Linked DNA regions of Homo sapiens: region 2 is linked to region 1. The links are chromatin loops, found by intact Hi-C in ENCODE. Cell type or tissue: ascending aorta. All regions are shown on one strand.

The links. Peaks named below come from ENCODE experiments on the same cell type or tissue, not always from the same donor. Only the 100,000 strongest peaks of a DNase experiment are listed, where the experiment ranks them.
Region 2: it touches region 1 in a loop (5-fold over the local background); 84 of 110 quality-filtered maps call a loop at or near these places.

What each region holds. Positions count from the first base shown.
Region 1 is chr12:45,385,033-45,393,032 of GRCh38, reverse strand. It overlaps ANO6 (anoctamin 6), which reads right to left. Exons shown (of 20, transcript NM_001025356.3): 11 at 4,730-4,872; 12 at 2,535-2,612. LOC105369743 (a long non-coding RNA gene) reads left to right here. Exons shown (of 7, transcript XR_944886.3): 7 at 2,265-2,341. Among named protein-coding and RNA genes, the nearest start is that of ANO6, 170 kb to the right of the region's middle. In ascending aorta, a CTCF peak has its summit at 4,285 (motif pointing right); a DNase peak (open chromatin) is centred at 4,283; H3K27ac peaks cover 975 bases.
Region 2 is chr12:45,179,236-45,187,235 of GRCh38, reverse strand. It overlaps the pseudogene PLEKHA8P1. Among named protein-coding and RNA genes, the nearest start is that of ANO6, 33 kb to the left of the region's middle. In ascending aorta, CTCF peaks have their summits at 3,588 and 3,787; no DNase peak of the experiment used is centred here; H3K4me3 peaks cover 290 bases.

The sequences.
Region 1 (8,000 bases):
ACCGACCTTCTGAAGCCTACTTCTGTCAACTTGTCAAAGTCATTCTCTGTCCAGCTTTGTTCCGTTGCTGGCGAGGAGCTGTGATCCTCTGGAGGGGAAGAGATGCTCTGATTTTTATAATTTTCAGCTTTTCTGCTGGTTTCTCCTCATCTTTGTGGTTTTATCTACCTTTGGTCTTTGATGTTGGTGACCTACAGATGGGGTTTTGGTGTAGATGACCTTTTTGTTGATGTTAATGCTATTCCTTTCTGTCTGTCTGTTTTCCTTCTAACAGTCAGGTCCCTCAGCTGCAGGTCTGTTGGAGTTCCACTCCAGACCCTGTTTGCCTGGGTATCACCAGCGGAGGCTGCAGAACAGCAAATATTGCTGCCTGATCCTTCCTCTGGAAGCTTCGTCCCAGAGAGGTAGCACCCTATATGAGGTGTCTGTCGGCCCCCAGTGGTAGGTGTTTCCCAGTTAGGCTACACGGGGGTCAGGGACCCATTTGAGGAGGCAGTCTGTCCGTTCTCAGAGCTCAAACGCTGTGCTGGGAGAACCACTGCTCTCTTCAGAGCTGTCAGACAGGGACATTTAAGTCTGCAGAAGTTTCTGCTGCCTTTTGTTCAGCTATGCCCTGCCCACAGAGGTGGAGTCTGGATGCATTAGGCCTTGTTGAGCTGCGGTGGGCTCTGCCCAGTTTGAGCTTCCTGGCCGCTTTGTTTACCTACTCAAGCCTCAGCAATGGTGGACGCCCCTCCCCTAGCTAGGCTGCCACCTCGCAGATTGATCCCAGACTGCTGCGCTAGCAGTCAGGAAGGCTCCTTGGGCATGGGACCCACTGAGCCAGGCATGGTAGAGAATCACTTTGTCTGCTGGTTGCTAAGACCTTGGGAAAAGTGCAGTATTTGGGCAGGGGGTGTCCCGTTCTTCCAGATAGTCTGTCACGGCTTCCCTTGGCTAGGAAAGGGAAATCGCCCGACCCCTTGTGCTTCCTGGGTGAGGCGATGCCCTGCCCTGCTTCAGCTCGCCCTCTGTGGGCAGCACCCACTGTACAACCAATCCCAATGAGATGAACCAGGTACCTCAGTTGGAAATGCAGAAATTACCCGTCTTCTGTGTTGATCACGCTGGGAGCAGCAGATGGGAGCTGTTCCTATTTGGCCATCTTGGCAACTTCCTTTTTAACATTTTTTTTGAGACAGAGTCTCACTCTGTCACCCAGGCTGGAGTGCAGTGGTGCAGTCTCGGCTCCCTGCAACCTCCACCTCCTAGACTCAAGCAATTCGCCTGCCTCAGTCTCCCAAGCAGCTGAGATCACAGGTGAACACCTGGCTAATTTTTGTATTTTTAGTAAAGACAGGGTTTCGCCATGTTGGCCAGGCTGATCTCGAACTCCTGACCTCAGGTGATCTGCTGCCTTGGCCTCCCAAAGTGCTGGGATTACAGGCGTGAGCCACCATGCCTGGCCTTTAATTTTTTTTTTAATGTTTTTGAAATTTATTATAGTATATGGTTTAAAGTAAGACTTTAACATTTATTGTCCCCCCAAATAGCTAACAAGTATTCCATTACTATTTATTGAATAATCTCCACTTGTCTGATGGATTTATAATGCCTCTTTTCTGACATATTACATTTTTATTGCTATCAGGGGCTATTTCTAGGCTTCATGTGCTATTCTTGAATCTGGCTCTTCTTGAGCCATTAAAACTCACACTAAATTATTACATCACTAATATGATTCCATCAATAAGCCTAAAACTAACTTAGTAAGTACTGATATTTTACAGAAAATGTGTTTCTATCTAGAATCATTCATTTAATTATCATTCATTCAGATCCTTTACAACTTTCAAGAGTTTTTATGTTTTCTTTGATAGTTCCTATTATCTTTTTGTTAAGGGTATTCCTAGACATTTTATTTATTTTTTTTTTGAGATGGAGTCTTGCTCTGTTACCCAGTCGAGTGCAGTGGTGTGATTTTCACTCACTGCAACCTCCGTCTCCTGGGTTCAAGTGACTCTCGTGCCTCAGCCTCCCGAGTAGCTGGGACTACAGGTGTGTGACACCTTGCCTGGCTAATTTTTGTATTTTCAGTAGTGACGGGGTTTCATCATGTTGGCCAGGCTGGTCTTGACTCCTGACCTCAGGTGATCCACCCACCTTGGCCTCCCAAGGTGCTTGGATTATAGGCATGAGCCACCGCCCCTGGCCAACATTTTATTTTGATTGTTGCTGTTGGAAAATTTTAGAATTCTTAATGCCTTCCATTTGGTCTTCACCAGAAACTGGAAAATCCTGAATCACTGATTTAACAGATGAGGTGAAAAGAACTAGAAGAACCTCTGTGAACAGATAAGGTATCTCGAACCTTGGGAGTTGCTCTATGTGGTGGCTAAAATAGTTATCTGGAAATATCTGTCTGTCTCTCTGAGACCATATAGTTTCCAGGCTCAGCATTTAGTTTCCTCAACATTTAAAATTAGATATTAAAAAAATCTGTTACATAATAAAAACATTTTTAATCATTCAAAACATTTTTGTGATAGAATTACCCAGAAAAAGACAGCACTGGCACAGAGGGTTATCCGTATACATTTTCCCCAGGCAGTAAAGGGAATGCGTTCTTCTTCCTAATTACAAAAACAAAAAAGTTTAGTCAATCAAGGGATTACTGTAATAAAATTATTTTTCTCCTGACTCGCCAATAAATCTTAGAATTAATTTTAAAAAATTAGTTTGCAAGCATAGTCTCCTTACTCATAATTGCACTTTTTTGTTAACAATTTCAAAGTCACACATCACAAAACATGTGCAGTGTTCATTTTAATAAGTTTTTGGAAAATGCAAGCATGAATAAACTGTTTATCGGCCACGACCCGAGCTCAGGAATCTGGGTGTCTGATGGTGCCAAGCTGCAAAGCTATACTTCTGGGCTTGTCTTAGGTTTTAGAAATCGCTGTGATGATAGCGCAGAGCACAGGCAGGACAAAAAGTTTCCTAGATGTCTGCAAATACTAGGTATCCACTATGTGTTTCTTGGTTGGGCTTTATATATTAACTTTGAATAAATTTTTAGAGGATTTCCATTTTATAGTTCATAAAAATATATTTAAATTCTTAAGAGTAGAAATCAACCCTCTACATGATTTACCTGTATTGTAAGAGCAGCCTAATAACAGCTGCAAATACTTAAGAGTATTTAACTCTGTGCCAGGCACTATTCTAAGTAGCTTCTATACATTAACTCAATCCTTAGCTGCGATCATGAGGAAACAACTGTATTATTCCCATTTTATAGATGAGGTCACTGAGGCACCGGGAAGTTAACTAATTGGTCCAAGATCACCCAACTAGTAAGTTGCTGTGGTCAGACATGAACTCTGGCATCAGAGACTTCACCATCACACTATAGGCCTCTCTAAACAAAGGGAGGGTATGTGGGCAATGAAAGTGAAACGAGGAATAACCATAAAGAAAAAGGAACCTTCACTTGCAATGTTTTAACAAGTAACACTTCAAGGGAAATTTAACTTATAAGCTGGCAATTTTAACTATAAAATTGGCAGGTTTAAATGACCAAATTGTCTTTTCTTCAGTATTTTTCCCATGTTGCTGGTATTATAAGATTTTTTAGTGCTCAAACTACTTCATAAACATCTAATTTTGTTTAAGTTTTGGCTTTCATTTCTGAATATACAATCTTTCAACAACATATGCTTTGACCCTGTCCTCTCTAGTAAACAGCAGGAACTATTCATAATGGGGATTATTTGAAGCTTTTACATTGCGAAAGACAAATGTCACTTTCTACTGGTAATTGAACCTCGTTTTTTCCCATTTGTAAAAGGAAGAGGTTGAACTGTTCCCTCTGGTTCCTTTTAGTGCCAACATTTTGTAAATCTGTGATTCAATTTATAAAACCTATAGTTGGGAACACTTTCAGACATTCTTGGTAAAAGCATTTTCTTTCCAAGAGCTATTCGTATTCAGAACCTACTGTTCTTATGCTGATGACTGCAAGTACAATCAGCTCAAAGTTTTCTGTGTTGATGGAAAGAAGCAAGAATGCAGATGATTTAAAAATCATCTTTCAGGGACTTTGGAATATTTATACAGACAGAATATAGTTTTTTATCTTTGGAGTAGTGGTAGCAGCAGCAAATCTACCTTTCCAATGACATAAAATACCTAGCACAGTACCTGAACAGAGTTGGACCTCAAAAAATACTTTCCTTCTTCCTCCATCCTTTCTCCAACTTTAGGATAAAGGCCACACTATTTTCTGCACATCCCAACCAGAAGGTGGAGCAGTGACTGAGGCTTACTGCAAGATAAAGGGGCAGCTGGTCTAGGATGAATAAGGGGCTGGAATAATGAAAGTATACGTGAAAAATTGAGAATCAACTATAAAAACCAGTGCCTCTTTCCTTATATCACTATGTCACAGTAAAAATTATTTTTTTGTATTTTTACTGTTTTTATGAAAGAAGGGGCCCCATTTATCTCCTGTGTCTACTGTTCTAAGCAGTGCTTCTTCACTTTGGCTGCACATCAGAATTACCAAAGGAGCTTTAAAAAAAACCCCTGTGCTCAGAATACCCCCAGGTTACTAAGTACCAGAGTATGTAGTGATGGAACTCAGGTATCAATATTTTTTAAGCTCCCCCAAGTGATTCTAATGTGCGGCCAAGGAGGAGAACCACAGCAGTAAGTAGATTAAACTGCACCTAAATACGACCCTGCTTACCTGAGTAATCTCATTTATCACTACGTGAGTACATCGTGCTTCGTATTCTGGTCGGGCTTGTTCTTCCTGCTGTAACTCAACAGTATCCCATTCATACTCAAGTTCTGCCTGGCGTCGCTTCCAAAACTCCAAAAACAAGGTAACTAACAGAGAGACAGAAGAGCTTGTGTGGATTTTCAATGATGACTGATGTTTCAGAAATCTGTACTGAATAATATTAATTATCCATTGTACTGGCCTGTTTTCACACTGCTATAAAGAACTACCTGGACTGGGTAATTCATAAAGGAAAGAGGTTTAATTGACTCACAGTTCTGCATGGCTGGGGAGGCCTCAGGAAACTTAAAATCATGGTGTAAGGTGAAGGGAAAGCAAAACACGTCTTACATGGCAATAGGAGAGAGAGAGCACGGAGGAAAGTGCCACAGCTTTAAACCATCAGATCTCATGAGAACTCACTCACTATCATGAGAACAGGATGGGGGAAATCCAACCCCATGATCCAATCACCTCCCACCAGGCCCCTCCCCTGACACATGGGGATTATAATTCGACATGAGATTTGGGTGGGGACACAGAGCCAAACCATATCATCCATAATACTTTTGTATATGGCAAATCAAATCTAAATTATAGGAGATACTACTATTTAAAAGGGAAAAACATGATTTTAAAGAAAAATGTTGGTAATTTACAACATTATGAAATAGACTATAGATGCTGGGAAAGGCAATGTGATGGTCAGAAGACATGTGAGTATGTCTGACACTGAAGCATATGTTCCAGCACCTTATTGCCAACTAAAACACAAATAATGATCACAGTTCCAAAGGAGCTCATGATCCATCCTTCATCTGCTTTTCCCCGTGCCCTCATTCTTGTACTCTCCTTTCCTTCCTAAGGGCCTACAGGGGAAGAGGAATACTTTAGGATGTCCCAAATAAATTAATATTCATTCATACGGAAAACTAGTATTTTTCTCAATCTTATATAATGTATGACTAAAATAATTTTTTAGGAATCATTTTTCAGAATTTTTAACTTTAAATAGTAAATAAAAACATTAAATGTTAATTGAAAAAATGCAGTTTCAGGGTAAATACCCCATGCCCTTCTTCTAATCAGACTGCGAACCCTAAGTCCTTCCTATAAAAAAATTCTGTAATCACCACTCTTCTATTTACAAACATTCTTTGAGTGTCTACTATCAGCTGGGAATAAAGAGAAAACAAGACACAGTCCCTGCTTCAAGGAGCTCCTAGGCATATGAGAATTATGCTGTCCTTGAACTGACAGGTATAGTTGATTATTAAGAGGGCTATGATAAAGGTAAGCACAGGTTGCTCTGGGCACACAGAACCAGAACATTTAACTGGGTGTTTCGGGGAAGGCCATCCCAGAGGAGGGGACCACAGTGATGAGTCCTGAGATGCCTCAGAGCTGATCAGGTGAAGGTGGTGGTGGGTGGAACACTAAGGCCACCTACCCCCAGGGAGCTGCGCATGCAAAGGCACGGAGGCCAGAGGGCCAGGTACTTTCCCAAAACTGCAAATAATCTGGTAGTAAGTGAAAGGTGTGATGGAGGTGGGGCAGCCAGGTAAGAGCTCTGCAGGGGCACATCACAAAGGGTTTTCTGTGCTTTGAAAGGAGTTTAGAGAGTTTAACGTACAGATGGAGGAGACTTTGAAGGTAGTCTAGAGTGAGACTAGGGGCAGGGAGACCTGCTGGCAGGTACATGATGCAGCAAGATCCTTGAGGGACGTTGAGAAGGCAGACGGATGGATGCAGGTATGACAGATGGATGCAGGTATGACAGAAGGATGCTAGCCAGGTTTCTGACTTAGGCAATATCCTAAATTCTAGTGGCATTCCTTGGAAATAGGAAGTGTCTTAAGAAGGTCAAGTGTGCAAGAGGAGACACCTGGTTTGGTTATGATCAGATGCAATGTATGTGGACTACTCAAGAAGAAATGTCCAGTAGATAGGTAAAAGTCTACAACATAGGAGGAAGATCTGGATTGAGATGGATTTTCATTGTTTTAAGTGGCAATTGGGGCCATGAGAGAATAAGACCATTAAATGAGATGCAGGGTAGTAATCACACCCTGGCTGCAGGTAAGAAGGACCAGGGAGCTTTTACAAAATACTGAGCCCAGGTACCACCCTGTAAATTATAAATTATGATTTTTGGTCTGGAATGGGGCCTGAGCATAGTTGTTTTGTTTGTTTTTGTTTTGTTTTGTTTTTAAGGTTTAATACGCAGTCAGGGTGGAGACTCACTGAAGTAGAGAGTGAAGAGAGCCAGAATGAAATCCTGCAGACCCTGCAGCAGGCAGCCTGAAATGCAGGAGGCAGTCTTGGGATGCACCTGTAAGGAGCAAGAATCCAACACTCCCCAATGGCAAAGACAACTGAACATGTTTAAAAGCACTCACTTCCTAGCAGTGTTTGTTTTGACTACTACTTTTCCAGTAAGTTAGAGTAGAAATAACCTGGATGTTGGAATCAGGATCAAATTGTTGAGTGTTTTATATAGAGGGTGATGGCTACTGAGAAACAACCCAGACATTTGTGCTTCTGTACCTGCCCAAGGGGAAATGAAGTGAGTATTGGCTTCTTTGTCAATGGGATGGAAATCTAGAGGGCACCATGTCCTTTTGTGGACTGACATGTGACTGGCTGGTCTTGGTGCCCAGCTGAGCCATGCTGGTCTCAGGTGGCAGATACTCCCCAAAGAGACCCTGTTGGGAGGAATGAGCCACCCATGAGCCAACCCTCCCTAGGCTGCATATGAAGCAGCATAACATACACCACCCACTTACCAAAGCCCAAGGTTCTGCATCCCCTTGATAAACTCCCATACATCTCCATCAACAGAGGACTCTACTTTTTAATCTACCAAGAATCCTACTGCCAGTATTGCATATGCCCCCACCCCTGAAGCTCCCTCAGCTCTGTCTCCCACTCTGTAATTATGCAATCATTCCAGCGGTCATGTGCATTCTCTCAGAAAGGGCCCATTTTATTCCCTTTGTCAACCCTTCTTCTGCCCTTCAAAATATTAATACATAGCACTCATGCATCCCAACCTATATCTGCTTCTAGGTCTACTGTCTATCATACCCACTGGAATGTCACCTTCACATGTGCAGGGATTTGGTTTTGTTCATAGCAGAAGCACTACGACATAGTAGGCATGTAACGAATGAATGCACTGAATGAACAAACTGAAGGAAACCACCCAGAAACTGGAGGACCCCCACCACCTGGG
Region 2 (8,000 bases), 210 kb after region 1:
GAGACGGGGTTTCACCATGTTGGTCAGGCTGGTCTGGAACTCCTGACCTTAGGCGATCCACCCACCTCGGCCTCCCAAAGTGCTGGGATTATAGGCGTAAGCCACTGTGCCCAACATGGGTTATTGTTAAGCTGATTTAACATTGCAGTTCATACTCCACAACCAGAGTGGTCTTTTAAAAAGTAAGTGGCTTCTGTGATAGCTGGCCTCCAGTGAACCATGTCTCTCCATATTCACATGCTCATGTGTTCAGCTCCCTCATTTAATCTGAGTGCTGTCACTCACTTGAGCCAGTAGAACGCAGAAGTGATACTGTGCCAGTTTTAAAGCTGAAGCTTTAAGAAGTCTCAGCAGCTTCTACTTTTGTAATTTTAGATTCTGTGAGCTTTCATATGAGAGGTCTATGTATCTTGTTGGAGAGATCACATTAGAGCAAGCTTGTCCAACCCACAGCCTGCAGGCAACATGCAGCCTGCAACTTTGAATGTGGCCCAACACAAATTTGTAAACTTTCTTAAAACATTATGAGATTTTTTTGTGATTTTTTTTTTAAATTTTAGTTCATCAGCTATCATTCATGTTAGTGTATTTTATGTGTTGCCCAAGACAATTCTTCTTCCATTGTGGCCCAGGGAAGCCAAAAGATTGGATATCTCTGCATTAGAGAGACGCTGAAACAACATGGAGAGAGAGAGAGTCCAGTTGTGCCAGTGTCCAGCAGAGTCCTGCTGTCTAGTCATCTCAGCCAAGGTGCTAGAAAAGGGACTGAGCCATCTTGACTGTCCAGTTTAGTGGAACCCTCAACTAACTGTGGTCCCAGCTGACACCACACAAAGCAGAAGAACCAGGCAGCTGAGCCTGTCAACTCACAGAATTGTGAGAAATCATAAAATGGTAATTGCGTTAAAATACCATGTTTTGAGATAGTTTGTTATGTAGCAATAGATAACCAAAACGCTTAAAACTAAATCCAGCTTCTGAACCTCACAGTAGCCTGTAAGGCCCTACATGATCTGTCTCCTGCCTAACATCCTGGACCTCATGTTCTATTCCACTTGGTATGTCCTGCCGTATGGCTTATACCTATATGCCGTATGGCATGTAGTATGTCTCTCAGACATACTATCTGCTTGGAATGCAGTTGACCTACCCAGACAGCACATTGGAAGCAGATCTCTTCTTTTTTATTTTTTATTTTTATTTTTGAGACCGTATTGCTTTGTTGTCCAGGCTGGAGTGCAGAGGTGCGATCTTGGCTCACTGCACCCTCTGCCTCCCGGGTTCAAGCAATTCCCCTGCCTCAGCCTCCCAAGTAGCTGGGACTGCAGGCACACACCATGGTGCCCCGCTAATTTTTGTATTTTTGTAGAGACAGGATTTTGCCATGTTGACTGGGCTTGTCTCAAACTCCTGACCTCAGGTCATCCACCTGCCTTAGCATCCCAAAGTGCTAGTATTACAGGTGTGAGCCACCATGCCTGAAAGCAGAGCTCTTCTTGTTCTCTTCTCCTCCTCCCCACTCTACCATGCCAGTTTACTTGCTTCAGAGTAATTATTCTCTAAAAATTCCCATTTGTGTACTTGCTTATTGCCTATCTCTCCTCTCCACTCCCTCTAGAACCTAAGCTTCAAGAAAGCAGACACCTTGTCTATCTGGTCAACCAGATGAAGATTTATCATGAAGCTAAGGTTGCTTATGCTCAGGGGCCCTCATTTGCATATGCCCCTTCCAAAGCCACATATTTAGTTTTGTATTTGTAATTTTGTATTCCTTTTCTTAAAGAAGGTTCCCCAAATTGTTTAAACCTCAGGCCTCTGTCAAAGAAAAACAGCCACACATCAGTTAAAATGGTAAAACAGATTTTATTTAATAACTACTGACAGTGAGGAAGAGTTGAACTCCAACCCAAGTTGTACAGAGGTGATGGGGCTTTTCTTTTCTTTTTCTTTTTTATTTTTTTAGACAGGGTCTCACCTGTTACCGAGGCTGGAGTGCAGTGGTGCGATCTCGGCTCACAGCAACCTCCGTCTCCCGAGTTCAGGTGATTCTCCTGCCTCGGCCTCCCGAGTAGTTGGGATTACAGGTGTGTGCTGCCATGCCCAGCTAATTTTTGTATTTTTAGTAGAGATCGGGTTTCACCATGTTGGCCAGGCTGGTCTCAAACTCCTGGCCTCAGGTTATTCACCCATCTCAGCCTCCCAAAGTGCTGGGATTACAGGCATGAGCTGGCAGGCTGGGTGGCTGGTGATAGGGCTTTTCAAAGGGAGAATGAGGGAGTAGGAAGGGGGCATGGCAAGGGCTTGAGCAGAGTTAGGGAAGTGAAAAACCATAAAAAGCTGGAAGGGGAATGGATCTATGTGAAATCCATCTGGGTTTGCTAATCGGCATTTGTCAAATTTAAGCATCTAACCCTCCCAGAGAGATGGGGAGTTGGGCCCTATCATTTAGCTTCCTCATTCATCTTCTTTGAACAGCACTTTCATCCTGTCACTTCCCTATTTCAGAAATCTTCAGCAACTCCCACATGAATGGAGAATAAAATTCAGATCTCTGAGCCTGCCATTCAAGGCCAGCTACAACCTGCTTGTTCACCCTTACCTCCTACTTCTTGTCTTCATAAACACTACCATCGCCAGACAGGTCTCTTTACAGCTTCCTGAACATTTCTGGCTCCTTCCATCTACCCATTACTTCACATTACATCATCTGGAGATCAACTTTCCTCCACTCTTAGCCCCCTGTGAACCTTATCCCTGCTTCAAGATCCTTCTCCGTGAAGCCTTTCCAGACTCAGGTAGAGCCCGAGTTCTCTCCCTCTTCTGAATTCTGGCCAGGCAGGCCATTCGTTTAGAACTGCCTGCCATCCATGACCAGTTCCCTTTTCTCACCGAGCCCTGCCTGCTGATCTGGATTATACAAGCACTTCATCCAAGGACCATATCCTCACTGCAGCCATTCCTAGTTTAGAGGCCCCAGTGGAGATTGAGGTCCCAGAGAGGCCAGTTGGGTTGTGTATTTGGAACCCACTGAGAATAAATAACAGAATTTTATAGCTTCTTTGAAACCAAGTAAAATCACCAGAAATGTGAACAGAAAAGAAATAAAGTCATGTAAGATGGGGATATAATAATTTAGTGTAAGTTCCTAAATCACAAATTCTTCAAAGGTAGCTCTATAATAGTTCTGGAAAAATACCTGGTGCAGGAGCATTTACTGCAAGATTGCACACCCAAAGATATTACAGTATAGCAATTGATAATGTGGTGATAATGGTGGCAGTGATATTGCTGGCAATGCAAAGCAAACTCTAGTCCTTTAAGGTAAATGAGACATTGGTATTGTTTGATGGGGTCCTGCAATGAGCAGAAATTATTCACTGCCTTCTATGTTAACAACACCAAAGGAAACAAAGTTTTTCCAAAGGGGAGAATAATTTATATTTCATTTTTTAAAAAATGGTTACATTTTCCCCAAGGCATAATGGAAGAGTCTCCTTCAAACAATATACTTCTAGAAAAGAAAGTACTTTTAGGAAATGGGGAAGAGCTTTTGTTTCCTGCTAGCATCAGGCTTTTTGTCTTCTTTTGTGTCTTCTTTTCAGCGATAGGCAAAACGACAGTTTTTTAGTAGAAGTTAAAATTATAGCCCTACTAAAATCTACTAAAATACAGTATTTTATTTCAGTTTAGACTCATTTCCAATTGCATTTAATCTTTTCCAGGCTTGTTATTGCTTTTTCTTACAATTTCCAATGTGAAATGACATTTTTAGTCTCTTTTGCCCTCTATTGAATTGCCCTGGTAATAACAGTAACTAGCAAAATGCTAGTTCTCTAGCATGTAGGAGAAGACATAAATATTTGATCTCAGATCAGTGATGTGTGTAATTGTTGCTATAGAGGAAGCCTTTGATTGCTGCCCAAATCTGGAGGCTTATTAAAATTTAATTTCTGGATCTTTTTCACATATATAAAACTCAGAACATTTCATAGTATATAAAGTAACCCTTCCCTGTTCCTATGGCAAGCTACTCTTTCTCCCAGGGATGGAGCAGTAAGAAATGCGTCTCATCCACAGGAATAGGATTTAGATATGAAAGAGCAATTCCTTCAATGAGTACCGAAAAATTCAGGAAAGAAATATCAAGGGAAATTGTGGATCATCATGTCTAGAAATCATCACATATGAGACAGATTCTGATTTGTCTGCATAACTTTTGGATTATTAATATGGCTAGTTTCTGAAAAATTATAGTAAAGCAAAAGAGGAAAAAATAGATATGAAAGTAATTAATATATTAGCTTGCCTTCATAATTTAATAGCAATTAAATGCTATTCATAAATTATATTTGCAGAATTCCAACCATAAAAAAACATAAATTATGCAAAATTATTTGGGCAACAATGGCAGAAGTATAATATGTAAAGTTTTTCCTTTTAATACTTACATTACAATTGTAAGTGGGATTTGGCTACTGGCTGACTCATCTCATTATATCCAGATGAATGAAGTACTAAAGAAGCAGATAATCCTGAAGCTTAATTTTATATGTTAGTTTCAAAGCCTCTCAGCTGTACTCAAAGCTGTTATAGTAGCACAACTGACTGATCTATCTTCTACCTCTTCTGGTTTCCCTCCTTCCCTGATAGGATAGGACATGAATCCTAAGGGATTAAAAAAAAGTTAGCAAAGCAATAATGTAGGTAATCCAAGAGGGCTAGATATACATATCTTCCCTTAGATAATTCAAGATTGACCGAAAAGTAAATGTAAAAACAATCTAATGAGATTTTTAGAAACCTAAAGAGCTCGGATTCTCTTGTTGGCAGGCATTATGCAATTAATTTCACTACTGGGATTGAAGATTAGAATGGCTAAAAGTACAAGTTAAGAAAATAGACTCTGGAGTTGGCCGGGCGCGGTGGCTCACACCTGTAATCCCAGCACTTTGGGAGGCTGAGGCGGGTGGATCACTTGAGGTCAGGAGTTCGAGACCAGACTGGCCAACGTGGTGAAACCCTGTCTCTACTAAAAATACAAAAATTAGCCGGGTGTGGTGGCATGCGCCTGTTATCCCTGCTACTTGGGAGGCTGAGGCAGGAGAATTGCTTGAACCTGGGAGGTGGAGATTGCAGTGAGCCAAGATTGCGCCACTGCACTCCAGCCTGGATAATGGAATGAGACTGTTTGTCTCAAGAAAAAAAAAAGAAACTAGACTCTGGAGTCAAACAATCTAAAAGTTCAACATGGGTTATGCCACTTAGTTGCTGTGAGATCTTAAGCAAGTTATGTAACTCGCTAGGCCTCAATTTCCTCATTTGGGTAATGAAAAAAATAAAACTTCATAGAGTTGTTCTGAAAGTTAAATGAGAAAATATCTTTAAAATACTAGAAAAGGACTTGGCCAGAACAGACTTCTGATTAATACTAGTCATTATTAGCATCATCACAATGATTAAAATTCTCAACATTGTTATTTTAGCATTAATAATAAAGATAATAGTAATAGCCTTAAGAAGGAAAATTTCCCTAGGCATTTGCTAGAAAAGAAAGCAAAGAGAGGAGGTCTGACTTCTGTGCATGCTTCCACCCTGGACTTACATTATGCTTGCAACTCAATATTGTGTTTGAGGCTGTGACCCAGGGCAGGATAAAGCCCACAATATTTCTTGGCATCGCACATGAGACACCATTGTGATCTTGTGTTTACTGTCTACTTTCTAAGCAGAGTTCTGAGTTGTTCAGGTGACTGATCAACCAGCAACCATGGAAGTCTTGAGCTGTCAGTTATGTAGTTCTTCATTTTGGGTATACATGGTCCTGGTTTGGGCCAAAAATTAGAATGAGGGACTTATTTGACTTTATAACTTCTTCATATAGAAAACTGTTATACAACCCTGGGCCCCAAAAGTCAGACAGGATGAGATTTTTATTCTCAAGACATATGCATAATTCTGAAGTAAAAAGTAGCAATTTGTTTCAAATATAGAAATATGGAAATTGAATATAAGAAGTTATTTTTCTTTTTTGCCATACTATTTGAAAAGTCCATGATCATTATTTCTGAAAATTAATATGTATCATATTAAACTATTTAAACAGGGTAAAAAGTATGCCATGAAAATAAATTATCCTGCCACCCTAACCCTGGTATTTGAGTTTACTTTCTCAGAAATAAATATTATTACTGTTTGATTATTATGTTAAACATAATCTTTTAATCAAGATACCTTTCTCTGGGATTTTCTTGGTGTTATACTGAGCAGGGGTCTAAATATCAGAAGACTCCTCATCATCAAATTAAAAAACAATTGGGCCTAGCACGGTGGCTTATGCCTCTAATCCCAGCACTTTGGGGGCCAAGGCAGGCAGATCACTTGAGGTCAGCAGTTCGAGACCAGCCTGGCCAACATGGTGAAACCTTGTCTATACAAAAAATACTAAAATTAGGCCGGGGGAATCCCAGCACTTTCGGAGGCTGAGGCGGGCAGATCATGAGGTCAAGAGATAGAGAGCATCCTGGCCAACATGCTGAAACCCCGTCTCTACTAAAAATACAAAACATTAGCTAAGTGTGGTGGTGTGTGCCTGTAGTCCCAGCTACTGGGGAGGCTGAGGCAGGAGAATTGCTTGAACCTAGGAGGCGGAGATGGCAGTGAGCCAAGATCACACCACTGCACTCTAGCCTGGTGACAGAGCAAGACTCCATCTCAAAAAAAAAAAAAAAAAAAAAATTAGCCTAGTGTGGTGGCACATGCCTGTAGTCCCAGCTACTTGGGAGACTGAGGCAGGAGAATCACTTGAATCCTGGAGGCAGAGATTGCAGTGAGCCGAGATCACACCACTGCACTCCAGCTGGGGCACCAGCAAGACTCCATCTCAAAAAACAAAACAAAAGAAAACAATTGCTTTGTCACTCTAGAAACTCTAAGGAGGCAAAGTCAAATATGTTGTGTCAAAATCTCTAAAGGGATGCTCCTAATGGTTCCAGTATTATAAAATGACCTGGGAAAAGCACTGAGGATATTTTCTAATTAGATATGGACCTAGATTTTAAATTTGGCTTTGGGACCAGGACTATCCCATTACCTTAATTTGGATCTGAAAGATTTATCATGATTTACATGCATAGTTCTGAATACAGTTTAATTAGGCACATATGATTGCAGGATAAATACAGACAGAGGAGTGTTATTTTTGTGTGTCTTGTTATCTCCAAGCTAAATATGAATGGCAACAGCAGTGCAACACTTGAATTGTTCTACATTTGTTATCCTACAAAATGGGCTCTTCTTGAGTGATAACTTTTAAACAATCAGAAACCCAATAAGATATTTTGGTCATTGTCCTTCAGTTAGCTGCTACATGGTATGCTTAGTTAGTTGCATTATCTTTTCAGTTGGACCTTTGACTTGATAGAAACTGATGATAAAAAGATGAGGTTCTTTTCCTGCTCACAAACATCTTTTATTATTATTATTATTATTATTATTATTATTATCATCATCATCATTAGTATGAGACAGAGTTTCTCTCTGTCACCCATATTGGAGTGCAGTGGCACCATCTCAGCTCACTGCAACCTCCACCTCCCAGGTTCAAGTGATTCTCCTGTCTCAGCCTCCCAAGTAGCTGAGATTTCAGGCACCCACCACCATGCCTGGCTAATTTTGTATTTTTAGTAGAAACAGGGTTTCACCATGTTGGCCAGGCTGGTCTTGAACTCCTGATCTCAAGTGATCCACTCGCCTTGGCCTTCTAAAATGCTGGGATTACAAGTGTGAGCCATTGTGTCCAGCCCACAAACATCTTTTATATCAGGTAAAAGTAGATCAGTGGTCAGAAATTATAGCAGATGGCAAATTGTGTGTTGCCAGTAACAAGCTATAAGTTATGCCTCCTCTGCCAATACATTTCACACTCTTCTGCTATTGAGTTACTGCTTAGTGGCCTTTCGTTTCAACTTGAAGAACTTTTTAAAGCATTTATTTTAAGGTAG